Regions from separate parts of the Homo sapiens genome. Here region 2 is linked to region 1. Evidence: read pairs that join two places in POLR2A ChIA-PET (ENCODE). Cell type or tissue: GM12878. All regions are shown on one strand. Each heading gives the region's core, and the rest is flanking DNA. Links, peaks and the distances in the headings are about the cores only. Region 1 holds the start of LOC124905180 (a long non-coding RNA gene). Region 2 overlaps CASK (calcium/calmodulin dependent serine protein kinase).

What was found. ChIA-PET counts read pairs that join two places held together with the same protein. Peaks named below come from ENCODE experiments on the same cell type or tissue, not always from the same donor. Only the 100,000 strongest peaks of a DNase experiment are listed, where the experiment ranks them.
Region 2: POLR2A ChIA-PET joins it to region 1 with 5 read pairs; 2 of 35 experiments call an interaction of 5 or more read pairs at or near these places.

Annotation. Positions count from the first base shown.
Region 1 is chrX:41,620,762-41,636,074 of GRCh38, forward strand. CASK (calcium/calmodulin dependent serine protein kinase) reads right to left here. Exons shown (of 27, transcript NM_001367721.1): 10 at 5,843-5,942; 11 at 1,856-1,873. LOC124905180 (a long non-coding RNA gene) reads left to right here and starts at 577. Exons shown (of 3, transcript XR_007068219.1): 1 at 577-910. In GM12878, for the core only: no CTCF peak of the experiment used is centred there; a DNase peak (open chromatin) is centred at 13,716.
Region 2 is chrX:41,573,155-41,588,706 of GRCh38, forward strand. CASK (calcium/calmodulin dependent serine protein kinase) reads right to left here. Exons shown (of 27, transcript NM_001367721.1): 14 at 13,753-13,833; 15 at 5,186-5,374. Among named protein-coding and RNA genes, the nearest start is that of CASK-AS1, 63 kb to the left of the region's middle. In GM12878, for the core only: no CTCF peak of the experiment used is centred there; no DNase peak of the experiment used is centred there.

The DNA of each region.
Region 1 (15,313 bases), core at 12,442-14,941:
TTTTGGACATAAGCATCTGTGCCATATCCAACTCAAGTTATGAGAACTTACATATGGTGATACATGCTTTAGATTCTCCATATGTGGATTATGGTACAGATACCTTGAAATTTATTAAAGGAAGTAAACTCTGCATATGTATTCTGTCAGCGTATAGATGTTATAATCTCTAATGCCATTATGATTATTAAAATAGTTTATGCTTCCATATAGAAACATCTTCGAGCACAGATTTTTCAAAGTACTTTAATAACATTCTGCTATTAAGTACCCACTCGTGTAAAGCTTTACAACTAAGGAAAATCACTACTGATACATCCAAGATGCCCATTCTCAAATAACATGACAGGTTGGCTGATTTAAAAAAAAAAAAAAGAGGAGCGCTAAATCTAGACGGGAAGAATCTTACATTTTAATAGTTATTAATTTGTACGTGGTGGGCAGCCTCTAAGATGGGCCCCAGTAACCTGGTCTCCTGGTATTTCCAGCCTTGTGTAATCAGTCCCCTCCCCTGGAGTGCAGGCTGGACTTACTGACTCATTTCTAATGAACAGAATAGTGCAGAAGTGATAAGACGTCACTATGAGATTAGGCTGTAAAGACTGTGTCTTCAGTCTTGGGCACTGTCTCTCACTTTTGCCCCCCTCTTTTATCTTTCGTGCTGGGAAGTGAGCTGCCATGCTGTGAACAGCCAGCCCTGTGAAGAGGACCACAGCCAGTAAGGAACCGAAGCCTGGCAACAACCATGTGAGTGAGCTTGGAAGAGGATTCCTCCTGCAGTTGTGCCTTCCGGTGAGATAGCAGCACTGGACCACAATCTCATGAGAGATCTTGAGCCAGAGGCACACAGCTAAGCCACGCCCAGATTCCTGACCCACAGGAACTGTGAGATGACAACTGCTGTTTTAAGGTAATTCATTACCCAACAATAGGTAACTAATATACTATAAGATTTATATTAAATCAGCTGCAATTTGAGCTACAGATAACTAATGTAAGAAAATGTGAAAATGAATTCAATCATTAGTACCCAGGCTTTCTCATTTATCTTTGAGGTAAAGGTTTATTTTTTTAATTAGAATTTTTATTGAGATAATTGTAGATTCACATGCACTTGTAAGAAATAATACAGAGAGATCCCTTGTATTCTTTGCTCAGTTCCCCCATTGGTAACATTTTACAAAACGATAGTATATTATCATAACCAGAATACTGACATTGATACAATCCACCCATCTTATTCAGATTGCCTCAGTTTTACATGTACTCAACTGTGTGTACATTTCTTACATTTTAATTTTCTCCCAAACTCAAATTATGCCCCTTTGTAATTAAAATCTAGCTATTACATTATTCCTTATAAATGTTCTATCTGATGGTAAAAGTTGTTAAGAGATATGATTTCAGAATTTATTTCACAGGTCCAAATAAACTGAAAATGGACTCAGTAACAGGAAGCAATAAAGACCACTTACAGGTGATGTAATTGTCAAAGAAAAATTCACTTACCCTGAAAGTTTTCTTGAAAGCAAACTCTAAAATAAATGTTACTCTTTCCCCAGAATTAATGTATTCGTATGTGAAATTCAGATGTGAAGTATTAAATGCCGTTGAAATTTTAACACTGTCTTTTTTCCTCTTATGAAAGAAGTGAGAACTTAATATTGTTTGTGCAACAATGCCTCAAAAATCAATATATCCAAGTTTTAATTTTATGACCAGGCAGTGTTAAAATTAATACTTAAACAACTACACACAAACAGCCAAGGAAAAAGTCAAGCTGATTACGAACCATGCAAAGCCAAACACTTTTGCATAAAAGATACACCTTAAAGGAAAACAAAGGGATACCTACTTTCTGCTGCTAGAAGTCCTAGGAGGAAGGCAGCATATGGACAAACAACAAACAGTATGATTTTAGAACAAGCAGGTTATCAAGCCACAGTTCGGCCCACTACATGAGCCACCAGAAGCATGGTCCCCCAGCTGACCCCAAAGTGAGCCCTCATGTTCCATGAGTACAATCACTGGAACTGTTTGGGATTTCAGACATCAAACGTTGGGTTCTGATTCTGAATTACTTGATTTGAAATATGAGAAAAGAATATTTCAACATTGATTTTTTTTTTTTTTTTTTGAGATGGGGTCTCACTCTACCACCCAGGCTGGAGTACAGTGGTGCAATCTCAGCTCATTGCAAACTCTGCCTCCTGGGCTCAAGTGATCCTCCTACCTCAGCCCTGGCTCCCTACCCTCCTGGTAGCTAGGACTACAGGCACATGCCATCACGCCCAGCTAATTTTTGTATTTTTAGTAGAGACGGGGTTTCGCCATTTTGGCCAGGCTGGTCTCGAACTCCTGACCTCAAGTGATCCACCCACTTCCACCTCCCAAAGTACTGGGATTACAGGAGTGATCCACCGTGCCCAGCCCCACTTCAAGCAATACACAGTTCATCATAAGATTAAATGAATTCTAGTAAATGCATAATGTATGAATTTCAATAATCAAAATAGAAAATTATCATTTATAGAAAAATTGTTTTACATCGTAAACAATATACCTAAACATGTTTGACTTCTTATTAGATGACAAGTTTTTAAACTGTTATTTTAAATATTCATATTTTCCTAAATGCATAGAGTATTACTCTTTTTATTTTCCTTTCCTTTTGTTTTTGAGATGGAGTCTTGCTCTGTCACCCAGGCTGGAGTGCAGTGGCACGATCTCGGCTCATTGCAACCTCCGTGTCCTGGGTTCAAGCAATTCTCTTGCCTCAGGTGGATTACAGGCGCGTGGCCATCATGCCTGGCTAATTTTTGTATTTTTAGTAGAGATGGGGGTTTCACCATGTTGGCCAGGCTGGTCTCAAACTCCTGACCTCAAGTGATCCACCCACCTCGGCCTCCCAAAGTGCTGGGATTACAGGCATGAGCCACTGTGCCTGGCCCCTTTTCTTTTTTTTGAGACAGAGTTTTGTTCTGTCATCCAGTTTTGAGTACAGTGATGCACTCACGGCTTACTGCAGCCTTGACCTCTTGGGCTCAAGTGATCCTCCTGCCTCAGCCTCCCTAGTAGCTGGGACCACAGGTGTGTGCTACCACGCTTGGCTAATATTTTGACTTCTTACAAAGTAGAGGGTCTCCCTATGTTGCCCAGGCTGGTCACAAACTCTTAGGCTCAAGCAATCCTCCTGCCTTGGCTTCTGAAACTGTTGGGATTACAGGCATGAGCCACCATGCCCAGCCTTTAGCTCCATTTCTAAAGATGAAAATGGTAGTAGAGATCTTGACCTAAAATCTCAAAGAGATTTATCCTAAATATATTATAAGCATGTGATTATATCATACAGCCACAGTATGACAATACAAACCATTACTGGATCCACTCCCCTTAAATAGGGTCCACTGTAATCTGAGTGTGAGGAGAGAAGACAGAGGTTTCAGCTAACAAAAGAAGTTACAGGTGGAGGGAACAAAATGGAGTGGAAGAAAAGACAGACGTGAAACAATAAGAAGCACTGGGGACCACACCTATAAACACAACTAGATCCCTGCCTTTCATGTGGGAAGGGCTCTGGATAATGACCAAGTCAGCACAAGAGAAAAATGGCAAGGCTTTCTCCTCAGTCTCTTCTCTAAGATTCCCATTTCTGAATGTTTTTGGAAATCACCTTCACTCAAAAGAGGAAGATTCACATCCTAATTGGTAAAGGTCAAAATGAGGAACTGTATAACTGCTGGAATGGGAAAGTTGATCTTGTCATTTTAAAAAAGTTCTAAATTTTTGTGGGTACATAGTATACATTTATGGGGTACAGGAGACATTTTGATATGGGCATAATGATCACATCATGGTAAATGGGGTATCCATCACCTCAAGATCTTGTCATTTTGCACAAGGTACAAGCACATACTAATTGGTAAGAAATTGTGTGTGTGTGTATGTGAATGTGTAGGTGCACACACATGTATAAACAGAGGAGAGGAGAAGCATAAATACTGACAGATGCTCATGGTACCAACAGGAAAGAAGCATTAGCACATTAATTCTTCCTATATTACTAACTGTGGGACAGAAACCTCAGGCTTTAGGAAGGGCCCAGGGCCTCAGTCCCAGTGGTAATATATGAATATTGATGAAGCTAGTCCAAGAGTACAAAAATCAAAGATGACAAATATGGAGTGGCTCTAATGAAAGAAAGAAAAAAAGCTGAGGCCAGAGGACACATGATTCAGGAGTTAAGTAAATAAAAAATGCATAAATAAAAATTTAGAACACACACACACACGCATTTACATATACATATAAATGGACCCTATGGGTTTTTAGTAAATGATTCTTGAGAATATTACACTGGTAAGATGGAAATCTGAGCATTTTATAAAATGGTTTTGGTTTTTTATTTTTTTATCTCTTAATTTTTTTTTTTTTTTTTTTTTGAGACGGAGTCTCACTCTGTCGCCCAGGCTGGAGTGCAGTGGCGTGATCTCGGCTCACTGCAAGCTCTGCCTGCCGGGTTCACGCCAGTCTCCTGCCTCAGCCACCCGAGTAGCTGGGACTACAGGTGCCCACCACCACGCCCGGCTAATTTTTGTGTATTTCTAGTAGAGACAGGTTTTCACCGTGTTAGCCAGGATGGTCTTGATCTCCTGACCTCATCATCTGCCCGCCTCGGCCTCCCAAAGTGCTGGGATTACAGGCGTGAGCCACTGTGCCTGGCCTTTTATCTCTTAATTTTTAAGAGGCGAGGTCTCATTTTGTTGTCCAGGTTGGAGAGCAGTGGTGTGATCACAGCTCACTGCATCCTCAAACTCCTGAGCTCAGGTGATCCCCCTGAGCCGGGTGCCTCAGCCTCCTGAGTAGCTATGACTACACATGCACACCACTGCACTGGCTTATAAAATGATTTTGTGAACACTGGCAGGTTGTTTCAGGGGTACTTATATACAGTTCATCAAAACAAATAACTCTTCTGTGTTCTTCCCCTTTGGATACTTGTATGCATGTGTTACAGATTTTTTTTTTCTTTTTTTGAGATGGAGTCTCGCATTATCGCCCAGGCTGGAGTGCAGTGGCATGATCTCGGATCACTGCAACCTCCGCCTCCCGGGTCAAGTGATTCTCCTGCCTCAGCCTCCCAAGTAGCTGGGACTACAGGCGCAGGCCAGCACGCCTGGCTTTTTTTTTTTTTTTTTTTTTTTTTTGTATTTTTGTGTTTTTGCAGAGATGGGGTTTTGCCATGTTGGCCAGGCTGGTCTCGAACTCCTGACCTGAGGTGATCTGCCTGCCTTGGCCTCCCAAAGTGCTGGGATTACAGGCATGAGCCACCATGCCTGGCCGTGTTATAGATTTTTATACAGAAAGAAGAACTTGGTAACTGTTTCAGGAGATAACTCACAAGACAGCTCTACACTGAAAGATTCCATTCAAAGCAGTGCTGCCCACAGTCTGATCTAATACGACTGACCTGGGGAAAAGCTTATATTAGAAGTTTTTGTTGAGAGAGAAGGTAATCAGAAAGATCCCAAAAGACTGACTAGGATGTTGGATTGGATGGAGTGCAATGCTGGGTCTAGAGTGTGGAAAGGGGAAGAAGTATTACTGAGGTGAAAAGAAAAAAAAATGAAGTGTTGGTTTTGGAGCCACAGGAGAAAGCAACTTTGGTATTAAAATGAAAAGGAACAAGACACATGTAGACAGGATTTGGTTGCTGACAAACTTCCTTAGAATCCGTTGGAGGATTTAACTAAATGCACAGGAAAAGTTTATTCACAATGGGAGAGAATGGATGTAAATGCCAAATGACCCACACAGGTGAATAAGTGAATTATCCAATTACCTGAGGAGGTAGGGTCTTCGGAGAAATCTGGTAACTCTTCAGGGGGATCCCCATAGAATGAGTTGAATTTGTGACTTGACACAGCGGCTAGTACTGCACCCTAAAACAAAGAGATGAAAAAATAGATTATTAAAACAAATACACAAATATAAATAAGTTATTTAACAAATTATTTATCTTAAGGATTATCCATTAAGTCAAATATATAGGAGATGATGGCTAGAAGAGAGGTAGTTTTTAAATTATTTCAGATTCCTTGAAATAAATTACATATGCATATACCAGAATAACACTAATCGGGAATTGTAGAAGTATATGAAACCACTTACATCTTGAATTCAAACATGTAACACAGGATGGAATATTCTGCAGTTATTATAAAATGATGTTGTAGAAGGGTGTTTAGTGGAATGAAAAGATGTCTGTGATTAATTACATGAAAAAGGTTTAAAATCAATGTATATTATAATCTCATTTTTGGGTAAAAAAGTTAATATGGATATAAAAGACTGCATATACACCAGAATGTTATTAATTATCTCTGGGTGGTAGGATTATGTGTCATTTTTCTTTTTAAAATCTTTTTTCCCTCTTTTTGTTTTAACAATGACAATGTCTTACTTTTGTATAGTAATTCTCCATCAGGCCACACAACAGAATCAACTACATATGACTCTTTTAAGCTATATGCATAGCCTCCCCTTATTCCTAGTTGGAAATCACTGCCATTTGAGTGCATGACATCCCTTAGGACTGTAGAGTGGAAAAATGTTGGGAGTTACTGCTTCAGTAAATCATATTTATTTTATTTTTTATTTAAACAGCTTTAGGGGTACAAGTGGTTTTTGGTTACATGGATAAATGGTACAGTAGTGAAGTGTGGGCTTTTAGTGAATCTGTCTTCTGAGTAGTGTACAGTGTACCCAACAGGTGATTTTCTATCCCTTGCCCCTCCACCCTCCCCTATTCTGAGTCTCTAGTGTCCATTATACTACTCTGCATGCCTCTGTGTACCCATAGCTTAGTTCCCACTTATAAGGGAGAACATGTGGTATTTGGGAGTAAATCATTTAACCTCTCTAGGCTTTCTTATCTGTAAAGTAAGAATATGAAAACGGGCTGGACGCGGTGGCTCACGCCTGCAATCCCAGCACTTTGGGAGGCCGAGGCGGGTGGAACACCTGAGGTCGGGAGTTTGAGATCAGCCTGACCAACACGGAGAAACCCCGTCTCTACTAAAAATACAGAAAATTAGCCCGGCATGGTGGCGCATGCCTGTAATTTCAGCTACTTGGGAGGCTGAGGCAGGAGAATTGCTTGAACCCGGGAGGCAGAGGTTGCGGTGAGCCGAGATCGTGCCATTGCACTCCAGCCTGGGCAACAAAAGTGAAACTCCGTCTCAAAAAAGAAAAAAAAAGAATATTAAAATGGACTTATCTTACAGGATTGGCAAAAGTCATAATGTATTAATGAAAGTGCTTTGCAAATTGTAAAGCATTCTGTAAGTGCATATCATTACTAACTCTACTAATAAAGATCTAGAACATGAGCACAGCCTTTTGCTGGTCTATGTAGAATCACTCATTTAGTTAGTTTATCAAATCACCTAAGTAGTCTAAGTCTAAATTTTAAATATTAACTCTTGAATTTTTCTGGAAAGATAAAACTTGTTTGTGTTTAGGTATCTGCTAATATGAGAACATTATTATTATTTTTTTGAGACAGGGTCTCGCTCTGTTGCCCAGGCTGGAGTGCAATGGCACAATCTCGGCTCTTTGCAGTCTCAACCTCTCAGGCTCAAGTGATCCTCCCATCTCAGTCTCCCAAGTAGCTGGGACTACAGGCGTGTGCCACCATGCCTGGCTAACTTTTGTATTTTTTTGTAGAGATGGGGTTTCACCATGTTGCCCAGGCTGGTCCTGAACTCCTGCGCTCAAGTGATCCACCCACCTCGGCCTCCCAAAGTGCTGGGATTACTGGTGTGAGCCACTGCGCCTGGCCAGAAAACATTAATAAAATATATTTCCACAAAGTTTACTTACTGTAGAAAGGGAAGGGCAAAAAGAGAGAAGTGATATTGATGTTAACATTCCAGGTAACTTTTGAGATTTCTGAAAGTCTAAAGTTACGCATGAAAGGTTCTTATGCAGAATTATAGTTACCATGTTGAAAAAACAGTAGTGAATGTTGAGTTCTTCTTTTTATAAAAACTTATTTTACTTTACGTATTATACATGTTTCCTAAAAGCTGGGTGGGAATGGAATTTTTATATATCAAATCACGTTTCCCACACACGGAAACTAGGCTTTTAGAGATGCTTTATTTTTATTTCCAAATGAAGTACAACTGTATTTCTTAAGATGTTAGTTATACGCTTCAAGGCCTGTTCTTGCTACTATTGTCAAAGATCTGTAATAAATACCTATACTACTAGGAAAACAGTATCTAAAAGAGCCCTGAGATGCAAATGCTTTTGAAACAATAGTAGTATGCTTTAAATTTATCTGTCTTATGACTAGCAGTTTTGTTTACGTAGTTTGTTTTTTTTTTAAATAATAGAAACTGAGTCTCACTATATTGCTCAGGCTAGTCTCAAACTCTGGGGCTCAAGCACTCTTACGGCCTCAGCCTCCCAAAGTGCTGGGATTACAGGTGTAAGCCATGGTGCCCCACCTAATATTTAGTTGTCTGAACCCAGTGACTATAGATGGTTTAAATATTCAATGCAAGCCATTATGTAAAACAGCAACATCATTCTGAAATAGGTCACGGATTCATATAATTTTATTAGTTTGAGAATCAACCTTAGAGATTATTCATTCTAAGGGACTCATTTTGCAGACGAGAAAACTGAGGTCCAGAGAGGCTTAGCAACCTGTTAAGGTCTCTGTCAACTTAGAGACATAATGAAGAGTAGACATAATTGACATTCAATGACTACTCTCCCCAGTTCAAGGATTTCTACTATACTAGGGGTCAGCAATTTTTTTTCTGTAAATAATCAGACAGTAAGTATTTTAGGCTCTAAAGGTCATATGATCTCTTTTGCAACTACTCAGTTCTACCACTGTAGTGTGAAAGCAGCCATGGACAATATGCAAATTAATGTACTTTGCTATGTTCTAATAAAACTTTATATACAAGAATAGGCAGTGGGTTGGATTTGACCCCCAGGTCATAGTTTGCCAACCCCTGTATTACATTATTGCTACTGATTGCTAATAATGTAATATTGCTCATCGATAGCAATAATGTAATACAACAATTAAAAAATCAGATTTTATACAAGTAGTTCTTCAAACTTTCTGGTTTATTAAACCCTTGACAAAGAAGTTTTCTACCTGCTTTAATTTAGAAGGTATAATTTAGTATCTTTTAAGGGCGAAACATAATACTTTTGAGTTAATTAGACTATTCACAATCTGTTAAGATAAATAATATTAAAGTTGTAATTTTCTATCAAGCAAATTAACCTAGAAAGGAGAAGGCAGATTATAAATTCAGAGAAAAAGAGCACCACAAGTTTTTAATTTGTAGTTAAGAACTAGAAATAATTCTTAATCATAATTATAGTTTTCTTGAAATGTCAATATGTCAAACATCAAAATGGTATGCTTCTGGCTAGATGATTCTGTGTGGCATTTAAGGAAGTGGAAAACAAGAAAATGGTTAGGTCAGATTTCTGCTAAGTTTAACTACTGAATGCACTTAAGGAGGGAACAAAGTTATTGAGGAACACAAGAGCTGAACAAAGATGTATTGCTGACTTGAAGACAAAAACCAAAAACCGAATACTCCCTTTTTGGTATTTCCTGAGCTCAGAAACACGCATCATGAAGTTTGATAGGCACAATGGCAGAAGGGTACATTTTTAAACCTTAAATACAAAATACACAAGTATTGGATATAAAATAATTGGTTTTGTACCTAAATAACAAGGCAATACACAGTCATGGCAGGAGGGTACATTTTAAAACATCTAAATACAAAATATACAAGTATCAGATATAGAATAATTGGCTTTGTACCTAAATAACAAGGTAATATATAGTCATATTCCTGAGTGAACAGGGAAATATACTGAGGGGAGAAAGTGTATCACCAGAACATACCAATAGGAGTGTGACAAAGAAATTTGAAAGATAATCATCCTATTAGAATTCAGACGACTGAACTCAAAAGCCCTAAAAAGGGTGGAGAATTTGGAGAGGTTGAGGCTGAACAGAGATGACCAAAAGTCAAGAAAATCATTTCAAGGTAGAGATGTTAAAGAATTTGGGTTGATTATACTTAATAATTAGGTCCTAGATGATAATTAGGTGAGATGATTAATTAAATCAGAACTTTTGATATGTCTCCATATAGCCAAAACCAGAGTTATCATTCAGTTTAGTCAGCATAGCCTATACATATATAATACTCAAACATAACCTAAACATAGGTCTAAAACCTTTAATTTCATAATTTTCAGTCAGGATATATGACTAAAAGAGGCTGCAGTATTTTCTCTAGAGAAAATGAAAAATGAGACTTGTAAGTGTACTAGATATAGTTATATTTAAGAGTAATTGCACAGAATAGATATCTTAGAAATTCTTTTGGGTCTATGTAAAAGTATTTTATAGAGATGGTCTTAAATGTACATAATTTTCAAAATCTATTGCCCAACAGGAAGTAATATATTCTACATTTCAGAATCATAAACTGGTGGGACATGGTGGCTCACACTTGTAATCCCAGCACTTTGGGAGGCCAAGGTGGGAGGATTGCTTCAGTCCAGGAGTTTGAGACCAGCCTGGGCAACAGAGTGAGACCCTGTCTCAATTAAAAAAGAAAAAACAACATATATCTATATATGTATTTCTTTTCTTTTTTTGTTTTGAGATAGAATTTCGCTCTTGTTGCCCAGGCTGGAGTGCAATGGTGCAACCTTGGCTCACTGCAACCTCCGCCTCCCAGGTTCAAGCAATTCTCCTGCCTCAGCCTCCCGAGTAGCTGGGATTACAAACATGTGCCACCATGCCCAGCTAATTTTGTATTTTTTTTAGTAGAGATGGCGTTTCTCCATGTTGGTCAGGCTGGTCTCGAACTCCTGACCTCAGGTGATCCGCCCGCCTCAGCCTCTCAAAGTGCTGGGATTATAGGCGTGAGCCACCGTGCCTGGCCTATATATGTATTTCTTAAAAAAAATCACAAATTAATTGATTTGTAAAATCAATATGTAAGATCAAAATCACTTCACTTATTATTTGTGGAACTGTTCATACCAGAATATTTGCGGAACTGCTCATACCAGAATAAGTTTTCAGTTTTTAGAATTAAGGTCCCCACCCCGCTTATTTTTGAGACAGAGTCTTACTCTGTCACTCAGGCTGGAGTGCAGTGGTGTGATCACAGCTCACTGCAGCCTTGACCTCCCAGGCTCAAGTGATCCTCCCACCTCAGCCTTCCAAGTAGCTGGGACCACAGGCGTGTGCAACCACACCCGGCAAATTTTTTATTTTTGTAGAGCCGGGGTCTCCTTATGTTGCTCAGGCTCAAAGGTTACCTTTTGGATACCAGATTTAATGCTCTGATTAGCTGAAGCCCACAACGACTGCTATCTCAATTTACTGCCTTTGTACAAACCCTTACTACAGAGAGGACTGTATGTAAATGCTGGGTTTCATTACGGTACAAAGGTCTTTGATAAATCTTTAAGTTAGTTTTTGTTGAACTAACAGAAAGAAAATTGCCAAAAAATATCTATTATAGCTTCCTGGTTGACCTATCAAAAAGTGCTGCTTATGTATAAGCATTACTCTGCAGTTACCAAGACTCTATAGCAATACCATACAATAGAACTATCTGTGATGAAGGAAATTTTCTAAACCTGTGCTGTCTAATACAGTAGCCATCAGTCACACGTGGTATTGAGCATTTGAAAGGTGCTAGCGCAACAGAGCAACCAAATTTTACTTTTTATTTAATATTAATTTATTAAAATTGAAATGTAAACAGTTACATATGGCTATTTACTACTGTACTGGATAGTACAGCTTTATACAGTATTAGAAAATGGCACTCCTAAACAAACCTTTCGTAGTTATGCACAGTTCAGGAACACAAGTGACCAATCAGTAAGTCAGAGAATACTTTTGCAATTTGCAAAATTAATAAAGGCTGGGCGCGGTGGCTTATGCCTGTAATCCCAGCACTTTGGGAGGCCGAGGCGGGCGGATCACTTGAGGTCAGGAGTACAAAGCCAGCCTGGCCAACATGGTGAAATCCCGTCTCTACTAAAAATACAAAAATTAGCTGGATGTGGTGGTGCCTGTAGTCCCAGCTACTTGGGAGGCTGAGGCAGGATAATCACTTGAACCTGGGAGGCGGAGGCTGCAGTGAGCCGAGATTGCGCCACTGCACTCTAAGCCTGGGTGATGGAGTAAGACTCTCTCAAAAAAAAAAAAAAAAATAATAATAATAATAAAGAAAAACTGTAGAAAGTTATTAGAAATCCTTGCTTTCTGTATATATAGGAAATAAATGATTTTATCCTCTTAACTGAATCACGTGGACTCGACTCACCATTTCTTAAATGGACTGCAATAAACTTACCCAAACATAGAATATTGCTTCTATTTGTATAGAATTTCTTCAACACACTTCACTGTGGGGAATTTGCTTTCTAGGGGTAGAAATAATTGAAGAAGCAATAGGGATGACTTCAGAATACATTCCCTCCTGAGTCTCTTCTCTGGATAGACATCCTCAGATAACAACAGTTACCACTTTCCTCAGTACCTCCTTCAGTAGATGACAGCCAGGGTTAGAGTACAGGTGTGCCCCCTCAAAAGCCCCAGACCACAGAGCACAGATTTTCCACACAGCCTGGAGATCATGCAGTCTGTCTCATGTATCCTAATATTCAGTTTGAGAAAATGTCCTCATATTCAGTTCTGTGCTCAGAACGATGTAGTTTATTAAAGAAAGTATTGTTATCTAGAGGATTCTTTTTTTTTATTTTTTTTTAATGAAGTATTACAATTCCAGAGCTTAGTATGAATTAGGAGGAAAAAACTCGACACATGAAACATGTGGTAACCAAAATGGGGAAAATACATTTTCCATCATTCCATCATGACTAAGTTACCAAAGTAATTTTCTTTCTTTCTTTTTTCTCTTTTTTTTTTTGAGACAAGGTCTCACTTTGTCACCCAGGCTGGAGTGCAGTGGCGTGATCTTGGCTCACTGCAACCTCCGCCTCCCAGGCTCAAGTGATCCTCTTGCCTCAGGCCCCCAATAGCTGGGATTACAGGCATGCACAGCCACCACACTTGGTTAATTTTTGTATATTTTGTAGAGACGGGGTTTCACCATGTTGCCCAGGCTGGTCTTGAACTCCTGAGCTCAAGCGATTTGCCCGCCTTGGCCTCCAAATGTACTAGGATTACAGGTGTGAAACACTGTGCCTGGCCACAAAAGTAATTTTCTACCGCTTTCTGTGAACTCCCTTTTAATCACTTCCAAGGGAGTCATTACAAATTAAACTGTCACCCACCACTGAGGAGGTTAAGAATAGTGTCTGGGTAGGATGAGCACCTAGTTGTGTGAAAATAAAGTGTGTGGTGGACTCTGAAAGCCAAGGAAGTTGCAATCTCTGTTCTAGAAGTCCACTGAAGAGGCAGAATGGGAATTAGTTCCTTGAGGATGGTAGGTGTAACATGTTTTAACAAGGTGGCTGAACTACTCAAAAGAATACAGCCTTATCAGAAGCCAAACACATTCACTAATGACCCTGCTGATGTTCCTAGTTCTAGGTTGTTTGGTGGGTCTTAAAACTTTAAATAGCCCTGCAAGGGGATGTGGTAAATCCACATGACCCCTCTCTGTTTTGACAGCTTGGCCCTGTCCAAATGAATCTTAGTCACCACTTTGGCTATTTTAGGCCCAAGTCTGATTCTGTGGCCCCGGGAGAAGTACAGCATGTGTTTCTTGTGATGGGGCAAGCCCAAGCTCTCTGGTGAAATGTTTGTATTTGGGCAATGAAAGGTTCAACCCCATACAGCGTAATGTCACATGAGGCCAAAGCAATTAGGTTTAGAATGACTTATAGAAAAGTTGACAAAAAAGTGTAATAATAGTTTCTTTGGGGAGGAAACTAACTTCAAAAACAGTTGACCAAATTTCACTTTGAATAATAAAAGAGTTTTTTATTTGTAGGCTACACAGGTTTAGGTGGATATCAAGGCAAAAAGAATAAAAGTTTTGGGAAACTTCTTTGGCTACCATCTCAATAATGGCTTATCATTAATAATTATTTTGGCCAAGGATTTTTAAAGCAAATAGAGAAGAGTCACTTTGAACCCTTGACTGCAAAATCAGTGAGAAGAAAGGCTAAAATGGGAATAATCAACACCAACAATGATATGTTAATATTTCCCTTGTTCTATAGTAGCATGGTTGAATAGATCCTTCTGTAATGATGGAAATGTCCCAAGCTACATCTGTGCTGTCTAATATAGTAGCCACTAGCCAACTGTGGTTACTGAGCACTTGAAATGTGCTAGTGTGACTGGGAAACTGACCTTTTAATTTTATTTAATTTTAATTAATTTAAATTTAAATAGCTGCATGTGGCCAGTGGGTACCATGTTAAAAGTTTCAGGTCTATAGGATAATATTGTAGCCTAATAGTTTCCTCAAAATTCATATAAATGTTTTTATAAGTCTAGAGTTATACATAATAATTCACTAATTTCAGGGGTTGAAAAATAAAATGGTATTATTAGAATTTATGGCATATCTGAAAATACTTAAGAAGAAAAGTTTTATAGTTGGCAGGAGTCATGTGACTAAGGAAGACTACTATCTAATCAACCACTTAGAGAACAGTTAACATTTTTCAGTATCAAAAGTAAGTCAAACATAAATTAATTCTAAGAAGTTAAGATAATCAATTTCCCTTTGTTACTCTGGAGGGTTGGGTGGGGGATGGTCTCTCAGCATTTTCTCTCAGTGCTGAAAAGATTCCATTACTTTATGTCTGGTCTTTTTCAGAACCTTTTAAAGTCAAATGGACTCCCCATATGGGGTGATTACCAGTTTTCTTTTCTTCTTCTTCTTTTTTTTTTTTTTTTTTGGTGAGGTGGAGGATAGGGAGAGTAGTAAGAGGGAGAAAGACACCTAGGAAGAATAAAGAAGGTGAGAAAAGTGATCTGAGCTGAAAATATTTTCTAGTAGATCAAGGTAGTGTAAGATTTTATTTACTGCTTTCTGATAGTTGTTCAATCCTAGTTCCAATTCTTTTTTTTTTTTTTTTTTTTTTTTGAGATGAAGTCTTGCTCTTGTTGCCTAAGCTGGAGTGCAATGGTGTGATCTCAGCTCACTGCAACCTCCACCTCCCAAGTTCAAGCAATTCTCCTGCCTCAGCCTCCCGAGTAGCTGGGATTATAGGCGCCTGCCACCAGGCCCAGCTAATTTTTGTATTT
Region 2 (15,552 bases), core at 4,537-7,036, 56 kb before region 1:
CAACCTCCACCTACCAGGGTCAAGCAATTCTCCTACCTCTGTCTCCCAATTTCTTTCTTTTTTTTTTTGTTTTTTTTTGGTCTGTTTCTCAGATTTTCTCTTTGTCATAGGTTCTAAGCAGTTTGATTATGATGTAGCTTGGTATTGTTTTCTTCATGTTTCTTGTGCTTGGGGTTTGCCATGGTGTTTGGATCTGTGGGTTTATAGTTTTCATCAAGTTTGGAATGTTTTCAGGCGTTATTTCTTCAAACATTTCTTCTTTCTTTTCCTCTCTTCTTCATGAACTCCAATTAACCATGTATTAGGCTGACTGAAGTTGTCCCACGGCTCAGTGATGCTCTTTTCATCTTTAAAAATTCTTTTTCTTGCTGTGTTTCATTTTTGATAGTTTTTATTGCTCTGTCTTCAAGTTCACTAATCTCTTCTGAAATGTCTAATCTGCCATTAATCCCATAGTGTATTTTCCTGCTAATTCTATTATCTGTCAGTTCTATGTCATTTTTGATTGATTATTCTCCATATTATAGGTCACACTTTCTGGTCTTTTTACATGCCTAGTAATCTTTGATTAGATGTCAGACATTGTGAATTTGTTGCATAGTTGATGTTTTTGTATTCCTAAAAATATTCTTATGTTTTGTTCTGAGACTTAGATCAGTTACTCGGACATAGTTTGATCCTTTGGGTCTTGCGTTCATGATCCATTAGGCAGGTCTGGAGCAGTTGTCAGTTTGGGGCTAATTACTTCTCATTACAGAGATAAGACTTCCCTGAGCGCTCTACACAATGAGCCATGAATTAGAAATTTTTCTAGTCTGACTGGTGGGAACAGGTAGTGCAGGCGCTGTTCCTTCCAATCCTTTTGGATGGTTTTTTTTTCCATCCAAAGTGGAGAGTGTTGGGGAGTTTCTCAGTGTTGGGGAATTTCCTATTAGACATGCACTGATCGATACTCTGCTGAATACTTGAGGGAGATCCTCTGCAGATCTGAGGTTCTGTCTGTGTGCAGCTCTCTCCTCTTCAGTACTCTGTCCTATGAACTCTAGTTGCTTTGGTCACCCCAGACTCTCAGCTCTGTCCCCTCAATTTAGGGAGTCTGCCTACTCTGCCTTAGTTCCCCTCCCTGTGCTGTGGCCTGGAAACTCTCTCAAGGCAGCATGGTGGGGCATTCATATGGGTCACCTTGTTTCCTGTCTCACAAGAGATCACTGTCCTTAGTTGCCTGATGTCTAATGTCTTGAAAACTGTTCTTTCATGATATTTTGTTTTTTATATGTTGGGTTGTTTCAAATGAGAGGATAAATCTGGTCCCAGTTACTCTATCTTGGACAGAAATGAAAGTTCTATAGTCACATTTAATGCCAGAATACTATTCTACAGAGTGGATTACTTTTTGTTTTCTGATTATCCACTATTAAAAAAAACAAGCATTCATAAACATATTTTTTGCACTAGATCTGGTTAATCCTAAGAATCACACAGGGAAATTTTAAATAATGCTGACTCTTAAACCCACTCTTTAGATTTAAGCTCAGGAGGCCTCGAATGGAGCCCGGAAATCTGTACTTTTTAACAGGCTCCCTTGCTGGAAAGTGGCCTTGAATTTGAGACAGTTAAGGGTAGGGACTGTGTCTTTTATTTTTCACTAGAGAATAACACTGTCAGAAAGCTTGATAAAAATATCTGAGACTTTATACTCTAAACTTAATTTGTACCACTCCACAAACTATAACTTTGCATTGTTCCTATTTTGCAGTTTTCAGAAGTGGTAGGTGAGCAATGTGAAAAACTGGTTTATCAAAATGTTTCCAGTCCTAAGATTCAATTGTAATATTCAAGTTTCATTTCCAACTTGTACATTCAATCAGCTTGTATGGTTACTAAGAAAAGTGTTCCTGGAAAAATGCTGTAAATTAGTGTGTAAGTCAAATCTAATTTCATAAGGGAAATGATAGTACAATACAGCTTCCACCCTTGAAACTAATAGATGTATGTATTCATTCAACTAACATTAACGTGAATTTACTATGAGGCAGGCACTCTGCTAGGTACAGTAGCAAATGAGACAAAAAGGGTCTCCCATGGCCAGGAGAAGTTCACCTCAAACCAACTGTAGTTAACATTTATTATTCTGTAGGTCCCAAACATTTCTCTGTAGAGAGGAACTGATTCACTTTCTCTCTGTTCCCAAGTTCACAAATTCTAGGGAAGGCATTGGCATAGCTTGGGTTAGGTGCCTACTCCTGAACCTACCAGCTTGAGGGGAGATATTAGGAAAGTTATACTCCTGGCCTTTCCCTGTTTATATAAGCCTTTCCTCTATTTTGTAAGCTAGTTCAAGCTTGATTTTTGTCACTTGCAACTATGGGAATTCCAATCAATAAAAAAAAAAATTATGAGTATGATGCTACAAATGGGAAAACAGAGGTGTGTAACAGGAGTATGTCACCCTTGAGGAATGGACACATTGCAGAGGGTCTGAAAAACAAAACAGATCATATAGGAATATCCTGCACAGTAACATAATGCTTTGAATAAGACAACTAAGAAAGCAAATAAAGTTGTATTAAATGCATTAGAGATTGACACTCTATTATTGAAAATATATATTTTATATTTCACATAAAATAATTCCTGTTTTCATGGAAACCCATCAAAAGGAGAAGAAATATACATCTTCACTAGGATCATCGAAGACAGAAAAGCTTTTGGAAGGAGACTTTTAGGGGAGACTCAAGACCATTTTACGCTTTCTGAAAAAGTAACTCAGGGATGTAGTTTTATGCTTTTATTCAGTCTATGTTTCTTTTTTCTTTTCTTTTCTTTTCTTTTTTTTTTGAAACGGAGTCTCACTCTGCTGCCCAGGCTGGAGTGCAGTGGCGCGATCTCGGCTCACTGCAACCTCCGCCTCCCGGGTTCAAGCGATTCTTCTGCCTCAGCCTCCTGAGTAGCTAGGATTACAGGCACCCACCACCACACCTGGCTAATTTTTGTATTTTTAGTAGAGATGGGGTTTCACCATATTGGCCACGCTGGTCTCGAACTCCTGACCTCGTGATCCACCCGCCTCGTCCTCCCAAAGTGCTGGGATTACAGGTGTGAGCCACTGCACCGGGCCAATTCAGTCTATGTTTCTATGTAGTGAGTCTTCACACAAACAATCAAGCAGCTGTCACTGGACTGCTTGAGAACTTAATGATCCCAAGACACTCTGAGGCCTCCTTCTTGTGGTCCCTTCTACCTTCTTGCCTGCTTTGCCTGGCTGAACATCACACCTTCCTGCCTCTCCAACACAGCTTTCTCTCCTCTCCAGCTCTGTCATAACTGGGCTTGTTAAGTAAACCGTGCTAAGCTACAAATTTACTTGTTTAATGTAGCCAGCCCTGTGGAACGTGAGCTCTAGTAAGGGGCAGTGTCTTATCTGACAATAGATCACTGGCATCTAATAAGAGTGATTTGCACTTAGTAGGGACTTCAAAAATATTTGGTGAATAAATGAATGAATATATAAAATGAATGAATGGAATATTAGACTTTCAGAGCTAGGTGGGATCTTGGGGATCATTCATTTAGTCAACTATGCTTTTAGAGATGAGCCAACTGAGGTCCACTGACATGAAGTGATTTGCCCAAGACACCCAAAACCTGCTGTAGCCTATGCTCTTAAGCCAAAGAGTTGCCTGGATAGTACCAGAAGGGGTGAGGTGATCTGCATGCCCCCCATGTGCTGCAAGATAATATTGTATAACTGGCAAAGATTACTAAATGAGGATTAGGACCAGAAATGTCTAAGCTGAGGGCTCTCCAAAAATCATGGTCATAGAGTCACTGCTATAACTTTTCCCTTAATCTAAAAGGCAACTTTCAGAAGTAGGTAATTTGTTTTTCTATATCCTAATATCCCTTTTCTATGTTCTGAGGAAAAAGATATGAATGCATAAATTTGAATTTTTTTCCTCTTCTAAAGATATGGTTTCTCCTCCAACTTGGAACTTATCCAATGTTCCCTGTCTCAACGTCCATTCAGTTTTAGAAGACTAAAGCTTAAGGGCTGTGCTTGATCTTTGCTTCTCCCTCAGTTCTACTGTCAATCCATTGTTAAGGCTTACTGATATTACCTACTCTTTCATTATTTCTTAAATGTGTTCACTTCTTTCCATCTTGACATCCATCCCTCAAGTTCAGAGTTCCATCATATCTGCCCTGCACTGCTGCAATAACAGCCTCTTAACTGGTTTCTGTACATCCACTCTTGACCCCTCTCATACATTCTCTAGAGTGATATTTCTAAAACAAAAATCTAATATTATCCCCCTGCTTGAAAGTCTTCAATAGCCTCCCATTGTTTTTAAGATAATGAACATAATCCTTAACATGTCTTCCAACACTTGTATGATTCTGTTCCAGCCACTCACCTTGCTGTCTGCAGTTCAGCCATGGTGCCTTCTTTCCATTGGGAAACTATGATAAGAGCCTTTTTACTACCAGGTTTACACATGTGCTATTTGGTTTGCTGAATAGTATTCCCCTGCTTCCCCTCACTCCCCTTGCTCTGTTCAGTTAACATCAAGGAGCCTTTCCTTGATCTTCTCAGTCTACGAGAATTCTATGAGAATGGAGGCAAGGTTCAGCATCAATTCTCTTCCAGCTCTACTCCCAAGCACTGAGTAAATTGATTCATATTAAGTAGGTAGCTGGGAGTGGAAGAAATTTATTTCAGCAGTGTTACTCAATTCTTTGAATGCCCCCTGAATTAATCTTCCTCTAATTTTGTTGAAGGCAAAAGATCTGAAAACTATAAGATTTATAAAAGGATGATTTTTACAATGTTACTAGACATTCACTTTCTCAATACCAATACCAATATTTCAAATTGTCCCTTTCTTTGCTGCCCCAGAGGTTTTTACACCCTGGAGGAATGTTACAGTATGTTCCCCTTTTTTTGGTTGAAGGGCAATTGTGAAAGGAGAGGTGAGAAAGAGAACCGGAATGCCTAAGACAGTTTCAGGCAGAACAATTCTAGAAAAGAAGGGCAGGGGGGAACTGAAGATCTGGAAACTGATTTCTTTAAAACTATCCATGTCTTCCTTCCCTCCCCAACTCCTAGTAGCATAGGTTGAAGTTAGTTGATATAACTCATGCTGGGATCTTATGAGAGTATTGAAAACTTTCTCTTCCTACTTACCATTGGTTCATCTGTGTTCTTTTGAAACTGTACCAGCCGAACTCTGGTCACATTCTCCATATCCATGTCTCCGTTAGCACTTTCTGGAGAATCGCCGTTTAAATAGGGAGAGGTGGGAGGAGGTGTGACCCTCAATGCTTCATCACTGTAAACTTCATGTGCCACTACGTCGTGAGTCTGAAGTAAGGCCTAGTGTTTTATGAAGAAAAAAATTATTAATAACATTACTATTTCAGCAGAAATTTATTTTATTTATTTATTTATTTTGAGACAGGGTCTCACTCTGTCACCCAGGGTGCAGTGCAGTGGTGAGATCTCAGCTCACTGCAGGCTTCATCTCCTGGGCTCAAGCGATCCTTCCTTTGCAGCCTTCTGTGTAGCTGGGACCACAGGTGCATGCCACCACACCTGGCTAATTTTTAAATGTTTTCTTTGTAGACATGGGGCTGACAAATTTATTCTATAAACATATCTCATTCTTTTCCTCTCAAAGGTATCATTCATCTAAAGAGAACATAAAGTGTGTAATATCGACATCCAACTATCTCAATTTTTTTGTGACAATCATGATAAATAGATTTTTTAAAACGTAAGTGAATAAATGAGTGAATCAATGAAGAGATGTGTTTGATGATTATCTGGGTCAGAGGTGTTATCAACTAACTTGTTCAAATGAAGGTAGACGGTACAATTTCAAGTAATTTAGCTAAAAGAATCATCTATAAATAGAGTTGGCAAATTTGTGCTGGGGCTTAGAATTGAAACAAATTTAAAAAGAAATAGTGCAATAATTGGAGTATTGAGCAAGTATCTTTCATCAATGGCATTTACAATGACGCTTTTATATAACCCAAAGGATGAAAATAATTTATAGCATATGATTTAGAAAAAGAAAAAAATACACACAGATGTACCTTAAAAACGTAATCTTCCAAAATATCACGTATGATATGGAACTCAAACTCTAAATATGTTAAATTTTTTTGTTCATTATATTTTTTGGAGCACTTGTTTAAATAAAAAATAAGTTGAGAATTATTATTATGACTTCTTTTTGCAAAGCCTATTAACAAAGAGAAAGTGATTTCTTTGAACTGACATCTCTATTTGTCAGCTTGGTGAACTTCAACAATAAAATGTCCCTTGTTTCCCTAAAAAAGAATGTCCTTCTACTCACCACACTTTTTGTGCCATCATAATAAACCCTTTCTATTAAGCATAAATATTTGAACATTTCTATTTCAAAGAGAATCTACAGCTATCAAAATGTCTGGAGCTTTATACAAAGATTATATTTTCTTATGTGCTAACTATAAATTTGGTTCTATTTTAATTTGGGATCTGTGCGGTAATATCTGCAGATAATGAAATGCAGTTAAAATTGCTTTAAAAATAATAACTCATAGCATCTGAAATTAAGTTATTTTATTAAAAGGCTTAAAAAAGTCATGACTTGGCTATTTAATTTTAAAGGCATGCATACGAGGCAAAAAAAAAAGGTAACAATCTGGTAAAATCATAAAGAAGATAATGCTGATTTGTTACCAGTAAAGAATATGCTTTGAGCATTATACACAGTTGAGTTTCTAATGGAAATGGCAGATATTTTCACAATCTCAGAAGGCTGGTCTAAACTGGGATTTGGGTGAGGAGCACCAAGGGGCACTAAGCAATATATAGCTTGAAAGTAGTGCTCCATGATGGCCCTGGGGACCTTGGCTTCCTCACCAGTGCCCTAACTGCACCTTGTACTGGTACTCCTGAGCCCAAGTATAGAGGCTGTCCTATGTGGGCAAATCCCTCTTTTTCTGATTTAATTGTGGTCACATAAGAAACCAAGATTTAGGGCAAAAAGCAAAAATCAGTAACATAAAAACTGGAACATTTCATTTGCTAAAATTATGTTCGTCATATCACTGCAGCCTTGACCTCTTGGGCTCAAGTGAACCTTCTACCTCAGCCTCCCAAGTAGCTGGGACCACAGGCATGTGCCACCACACCCAGATCATTCTTGTATTTTTTGTAGACACGGGGTTTCATCATGTTGCCCAGGCTGATCTTGAACTCCTGAGCTCATGCAATTCACTCACCCCGGCCTCCCAAAGTGCTGGGATTACAGGCCTCTACTCATTCTTTTAAATTATATAAGCAAACATTTGTATTTAATGCATTATTTACAAGGAAGGATTAAGCCCACAATCATAAAATAATACTCAAACTGGACTCTAAAAGAAAAATGCTTAAATGATGTCACCAAATAAGGTCATACTCGATATTAACCACAATTTGGCACTGTAAATGATTGCTACCACAAAACGAAACTTAACCTAAAGCTCTAATTCATATCCAAACAGAAAAAGGGGGCCACTTACAGACTATCTTTTTAAAAGCTTAAAAGAGTATATAAAATAAAAAATAGGGAAACCAAAATTTGAACATTTTTCTTCAAATATGTTAAGACGTATGAGTGAGCAGTTGTCACTAAGCTGAAATAGCTGTCAGTTTTAACTACGTAACAATCGTGTAATAGGAAAAAAACACTTTCACTTTTTGTACTATAGTAAGGATATGTATAAGACAACTAACAACATCAGACTAGAGTGGAAAAAATCTGACTATTTAATGTTTCATATTTTACAGCTGCAATAAGCAAAGGAAATATTCTTTTTAAAAAGTCAGCCTTTCAAATGGAATAACTAAAAAAGTAATCAGTGAGATAATATTCTTTTATGATGACCTCTAAAGATACAGATTTTAGGCCAGGTGTGGTAGCTCATGCTTGTAATCCCAGCACTTTGGGATGCCAAGGAAAGAGGACTGTTTGAGCTCAGGAGTTCAAGACCAGTCTGGGCAACAAAGTGAGACCCCCGTCTCTACAAAAAATAAAAAAAAGTAGACAGGCATGGTGGTGCATGCCTGTAGTCCCAGCTACTTGGGAGGCTGAGGCAGAAGGATTGCTTTGCCCAGGAGTTGAAGGCTACAGTGAGCTAAGAAGGTGTCACTGCACTCCTATCTAGGCAATAGAGCAAGACCCCGTCTCTTAAAAAAAAAAAACACAGAATTTTAAAGTCGTTTAAATTTACCCTTATTTCCTCTTCCTTTAGTTACTGTAAATATCTACAAGTATCTGGATTTTCAGTGTTGGGTAATTCAATGTTAAATCCTCATGTTATAATAATCAGAAAGCAAAGAAAAATTCGGATGACTGAGCAAATAAGTGTGAAATTATAAATATGCCAAGAATAACTCCCAAACCTTGGCATAATAAAAAAATTGTAAGTATTAACATATTTCCCCTTAGCTATTAATATTTCTTTAAAAATACCAAGATTTTGAAGCCATGATTTTAAAAACGCTTATAAGATAGAAAGCCCCAGCATTTAAAAGCTTATTTAATATAGTATATATATATATATATATCTCAGAATTATATTTCCCACATAAGATATTATCTACACAAAAGCTTATTTAGGAATGACCAATGAGCTCAACTTAAATTTATTAGAAATCTGATTAGCATTATAAATCAACTGACTTTTAGGAGCATAGGCTTTGGCGCTAGCAGGATCTGGCTTGAACCTCATTGAGGCCACTGATTGGTGAGTGACCTTAAGCAAGTCTCTTTACCTTGTTAGGGCACAATTTCCTCTCGGAATTGTGAAATGGGTTTAATTACACCAGCTTACATCCCAACCATCAGCAAGTCCTCTTGTATGTAACCATCTCCAACACAGAAACCCCATCTGCCCATGTTCTACCATCCTCACCTTTCTCCAAGCCTCTACAACCTCTCACAACAGCCTTCCAATTGGTCTCCCTAAACTCTTATCCCCCCTACAGTCCGTTCTCTACACATCAGCTCCAGCAAGGCACAGATTAGATATTTTCCTGCGTGCCATCACTTAGTGTCATCCTACTGCAATCAGGAGAAAACTGCAGACTCCTTACAATGGCCTGGAAGGCTTTTATTTATTTATATTTTTTATTTTATTTTTAGATGGAGTCTCGCTCTGTCTCCCAGGCTGGAGTGCAGTGGTGCGATCCCAACTCACTGCAACCTCTGCCTCCTGCGTTCAAGAGATTCTCCTGCCTCAGCCTCCTGAGTAGCTGGGACTACAGGCGCCCACCACCATGCCTGGCTAATTTTTGTGTTTTTAGTAGAGACAGGTTTCACCATGTTGGCCAGGCTGGTCTCGAACTCCTGACCTCGTGATCCGTCCACCTTGGCCTCCCAGAATGCTGGGATTACAGGCGTGAGCCACCATGCCTGGCCTTATTTTATATATTAAAAAAATAAATAAATTGGTCTGGCCTCTGCTGACCTCTCTTGGTACAGGAAGTACCACTCTCTCCCTTGTTAACTGTATCTCAGCCACAAAGGACTTCTGCTCCTTGAATCTACAAAGCTCTTTCCTGTCTCTGGGCCTTTGCATTTGCTCTTCCTCAAAGGAGTCTCAGCCCAAATGTCTACTCCTCAGAGGGGCTTTCCCCTATCTAAAGCAGCTCCCACTTTACTATAATCTCTGCACCATTATCCTTTCATTTCTTCATAGTTATTATTGCCATATGAAATTATCTTGTTAGCTTACTTGCTCATTGTCTACCTCTACCTCTCCTACCTGTCCTCCCACCCCACCTCCACTAGAGTGGAAGTTCCATGAGGGCAGGGATCTTGTTTGTCTTATTCATTACTAGGTCCTTAGTGCCTGGCATAGTGTGCCTGGCATACAGTAGGCATTTACTTATTTGATAAATGAATGAAAATGTCTTTTAAGCACCTAGCTAGGTATTCAATAAATTATAAAAATTACTTATTATTTCTGAAAATGTTTACTAATAGCAATGCACATATTAACTTCTCTCTGACTTCAGAAAAGCAAAACATATCGAGACTTAGAAGACAGATAAGCTGTCATACAATGGGCTATATGAGCCGTAATGATTTTGATGAAAAAAAAGGCTCCTATTTGGGTATATGTTAATTTATTTAGCTTACTTCAAATCTGAAAGATCTATTGGTCTCATACGGCCCTATATCATTCTCTGAATTGAGCTGAGTTTACTTAGCAATTTATAGAAAGACATGTCTGTCCAAATTCATTTTTTATTTTTTTTTTGAGACAGAGTCTCACTCTCACCCAGGCTGGAGTGCAGAGGCGTGATCTCGCCTCACTGAAACCTCTGTCTCCTGGGTTCAGGTGATTCTTGTGCCTCAGCCTCTCAAGTAGCTGGGACTACAGGTGTGTGCTACCACGCCAGGCTATTTTTTTTTTTTTTTTGTATTTTTAGTAGAGATGGGGTTTCACCATGTTGGCCAGGCTGGTCTTGAACTCCTGACCTCAAATGACTCTCATTCCTCAGCCTCCCAAAGTGCTGGGATTATAAGCGTGAGCCACAGTTCCTGGCATTTTTTACTTTTTGAGACAGGGTCTCGCTCTGTTGCCCAGGCTGAAGTGCAGTGGTGCCATCATGGCTCACTTCAGCCTTGACCTCCCAGGCTCATGTGATCCTCCCACCTCAGCCTCCTAAGTAGCTGGGACTACAGGCATGTGCCACCATGTCTGGCTAGTTTATTTTTAATTTTTTGTAGAGATGGGGTCTCCCAATGTTGCTGGTCTTTGACTCCTGGGTTCAAGCAATCCTCCTGCCTTGGCCTTCCAAAATGCTGGGATTACAGGCGTGAGCCACTGTGCCTGGTCCAAAATTTATTATATATCTGTTTCTAGCTATGGAACACTGCACAGAGCAGTCAGCCAAGGAGAGCCTAACCTATCTGCAAACGGGCAGGTTCCTAATCTATTCAATGTTTTACTGATAACTTACTATGTGCCCTATACATGATAGATACTATGGAGCAACTAATAATAGGTATCAGATAACATCTATTAGGCACTAAGCATATGTCAAGCATTGTGCTACGCACAGTAGATATATCAGCTACTTAATTCTTATTCTGACTCCACGAGGTTGACTCAGAGTCAGAGTTCATAAAGTTACGGTGGCAAGGATGGAGTTCAACCCCAGGTCATCTGAATTCACATCTTTAACCACTTTTATAATATAGAACAGTGGTCCCCAACCTTTTTGGCACCAGGGACCCATTTTGTGGAAGACAATTTTTCCACGGATGGCAGGGTGGGTGGGGGTGGGGGATAGAGGTCGGGGAATAGTTTTGGGATGAAACCGTTCCACCTCAGATTATCAGGCATTAGATTCTCATAAGGAGTATGCAACCTAGATCCCTCGCATGCGCAGTTCACAATAGGGTTCCCACTCCTATGAGGACCTAATGCCTAGGCTGATCTGACAGGAGGGGGACACAGGTGGTAATGCTGGCTGGCCTGCTGCTCACCTCCTGTTGTGTGGCCTGGTTCCTAACAGGCCACGGATGGGTACTGGTCAGTGGCCCAGGGGTTGGAGACCCCTGCTATAGAAGACATGCTGTCTAAAAGGGAATGAATTATAATCTGGGGAAACACAGCACATATGCATGAAACAGTGAACAAGGTAATATTAACGGTAATTTAACTGCAGATATTTGTGATTCATCACATTTGAGGATTATTAATAAAGCATATAGTTTCTTTATTCTCCTGCTCTGTGAAATAGAGATAATCACAATGACTAAATGAGATAAGCTCAATGAGAACAACAAAACTGGGCTGGGATATGGAAGGACAAAGAAAAATTGCCCTGGCTCATTCACTGGGAAGAGACCTGCTCTGGCAGGCCAGCAAGCATTAGAATGTTATGCAGGTGAATACAAACAAGTGGAAAAGAGTTAGAGAAGAGAAAGTTCAAGAGAAGGGTAGAGAGGTTACAAGATACCTTGATAAAAGAGGTGAGATTTGAACGAAGTTCTGTGTTTATACACCTAGGTTGTAAAAATGCACTCATCTACAGGCATTAGAACCTGTATCCTAATTGTATTTCACTGGACAGTGCTGTTACCATAGAATAAAGTCAAATACTCTCAAGGATTATACTTGAATTCAGCCTTTAATGCTTGGGTGGGAGAGTTAGGAAGGATGAATATGGTAATTGCTTCTTTCCAGGTAGTTACTTTTAGGAAAAAAACTTTATTTCAATAACTTGGTTAAAAGTTTAGAAACACTATCATAAAGGGCCAGGCACGGTGGCTTACGCCTGTAATCCCAGCACTTTGGGAGGCTGAGGCGGGCAGATCACGAGGTCAGGAGATCAAGACTATCCTGGTTAACACAGTGAAACCCCGTCTCTACTAAAAATACAAAAAAATTAGCCAGGCGTGGTGGCGGGCACCTGTAGTCCTAGCTGCTCAGGAGGCTGAGGCAGGAGAATGGCGTGAGCCCGGGAGGCTGAGCTTGCAGTGAGCCGAGATTGCGCCACTGCACTCCAGCCTGGGCGACAGTGCGAAACTCCGTCTCAAAAAAAAAAAAAAAAGAAAAAGAAAAAAAGAAACACTATCATAAAACAGCATATATATAATAACTCACAGGTAATTGCTTTGATACACATATTATACTGTTACTATTATTTTAAAAGTGTCACCTGTGGCCAGGCATGGTGGCTCATGCCTGTAATCCCAGCACTTTGAGAGGCTGAGGCAGGAGGTAAGGTCAGGAGTTCTAGACCAGCCTGGCCAACATAGTGAAACCTCGTCTCTACTAAAAATACAAAAATTATCCAGGTGTCGTGGTGCACGCCTGCAATCCCAGCTACTCGGGAGGCTTAGGCAGGAGAATTGCTTGAACCTGGAAGGCGGAGATTGCAGTGAGCTGAGATCGCGCCACTGCACTCCACCCTGGGTGACAGGGTGAGACTCCATCTCAAAAGTAAATAAATAAATAAAAATTCAAAGTATCATCTGTAATAGTAGTTATAAGAACAAGGCTTTTAAGTCAGATTTTCTCCCAAAGGGCAGTGAGGTAAATTTTCCACTTTTCACATATTTTTCACATAAACTGATGTGGCTAATGCTTTTAAAATGGTATATTCAACATGAATTTCCATCTGTAATTGTGTTTTTGTATTGCAGTTAGGTAGATAAGCATGGACCTTTTTCCACAGCAAAGTATCTTATCTATTTTGAGCTTTGAGCTTTGTTTAGCTATTTAGCTTTATATTTGGCTAAATACAGGTGTTATCCCCATTTTCCATATAGTAGAAATGAACCAAGAAAGTGCAGCAGTTTTGCATTGTCAAAAGAGATGTAATTCTTCCAATATATCACCTAGATTCAGACGATTCCTTATTATTGAAAACTGTCTCTAATTTTAGTTCTTTGTGGTTTAAGTAACATAAACAGTTCCAGTGACTAAAGGACTACCCCATAAGAAAGAAAATCCCTTGTCTGATGAGTACAGTCCCTGAAAAGCCACTTCACCAAGAGTATCTTTACAGTTGTGACACAAAGTAAACAAAACAGTCTTAAAATATTTGGTATTACCTGGTATTGTAATCTTAATAGTCTCATATGATATGGATAAAAATGCATGAGATGAAGCTGGCTACATTTTATGAGGGTAGTTTAAAAACTTCTTTTGAAAGTGAGGTTTCAGTTCTATGGAAGTTTAATTATTACTTACCATGAAATGAGGTTGTGTTAAAATACGCTTTAGTTCCTTTGCGTCGTTATTCTCAGGGTAACATGAAATTTCTTCCAATACCTAAAAAATAAACAAGATATACAATAATACAAACATGACACAAGATTTACAAAATGTTAAATTCTTTTAAGTTAAAAATTATGAGTGGATTTTTATGGCAGGCAAAACAATTATTTTGAAAAACTTTTCATTTTATTCAAATGTTATTAATACATAGAAGAACAGTATTGATGGTAATAAAAATGAAGCAAATTGTTCTAAAAGTCTGTCAACTATAACCTAAAAGGTTATTGAAAAATATAAAGCAAAATGACAAGGCTGCAACATATATTTATTACAGATTTATGAAACTTAACGGAAGAGTATCTCTGAATATCCTTTTCCAAACTCACCATAAAAATCAATATGGACAAAAAGTTAATAAGAAGTTTTCTTTTATATTAACAGCACTGCCAATTCCCTTTAGAAATGTCAAAATGACACAGGCACAAATAGAAACGATTTCAAGAACAGAACTAATTAATTAGACTACTTAATTAAGAATACACAAGTAATTTTTCTTTAAGTAATGTAGAAAATGCAAAAATGCCTGCCGGATCAATGTTTTTCCCCATAGTCATCTGCCCACACAGAGAAAGTCATGCCTCTGCTAATGGCTCTTAGGGTTAAATGCCAGGGAGCCTAAGAGAACAATTTTTTAAAGCCTTATTTTCTCTTTCCACTCAAATTTTCTTCACTAATTAGTCATTAACATTTTTCTGCACAGGTAAAATTGATTGTTTTCAAATAAAATTGTTTTAAAAAGTTCTCCTTTACCACCAGGATGGAGTTTACCTGTGTAAGTTATTTATGGGACATGAACCCATGAAAAAGCCTCTGTTCTTTTTCTGAGTAAACACCTGCTGCTATTCTAACTGCATATGGCTGGATTCAGAGGTTTGCATTACACTCAACTGAATTCCAACCATTAAGCCAATAAAGGATTGCTTTGGCACAACTGGATGGCAGGATCATACCACCATCCATCCAGGAGGACTCTCACCTCAACCTGTGAAAACCATACAAAAGCTTCCTACTGGGGCAGGAGGGGGATGTTGTGAGGTCACATGGCCCGAGCCTTAGATTTTAGCATCATAACTAGAATGTTCTGTGCTACTCAACTACTGCCTCAGGGAAGAACAAACAAACAAGCAAAAATGACAGAGCTTTCTTATCCGAATACCCTGTTCATTAGAGTGCTGGTTATGCTGTTAATTCATATTGTTTCAAGATGATAAACCAATTATCCTTGGTGTATTTTATGCTCCGAGTTTCTCTATTAGTGAAATGAGAGGACAAAACCACATACTCTCTCTGGGTCCTTGCTCCTCTCCTAGTTTATTTTTAAATACAGAGGTGTGGTATTTCCACCTAAGCAGGGTTAGGGGGAAACCAGCAGGTTTTCACTGTCCAGTTGAGCCAAAGAATTGTCCCCAGAGTCTCTCTGCTTCTATCTGCGTATTGTGAAGACAGGGTGGTGATTCATGCCTCTATCAGCGATATCTTAATTCCCTTCTATGAGCCCTTGGTGGTGAAGTCAGAGACAACCCCTCCAAGCTAGTCCTGACCAAGTGGGCAGGCCGGGCAGCCTCCACTGCATGGGTCTCATTTCTCAGTGAACGTACACCATCTTCCAGTACAGACTTTCTGTCTAAAATCTGGTAGGGAAGGGATTATGTCCTTCATAGTCTTTCACATAGTAATTTCACTTTATAAGAAATAATTTTTCTAAAAGAAAAA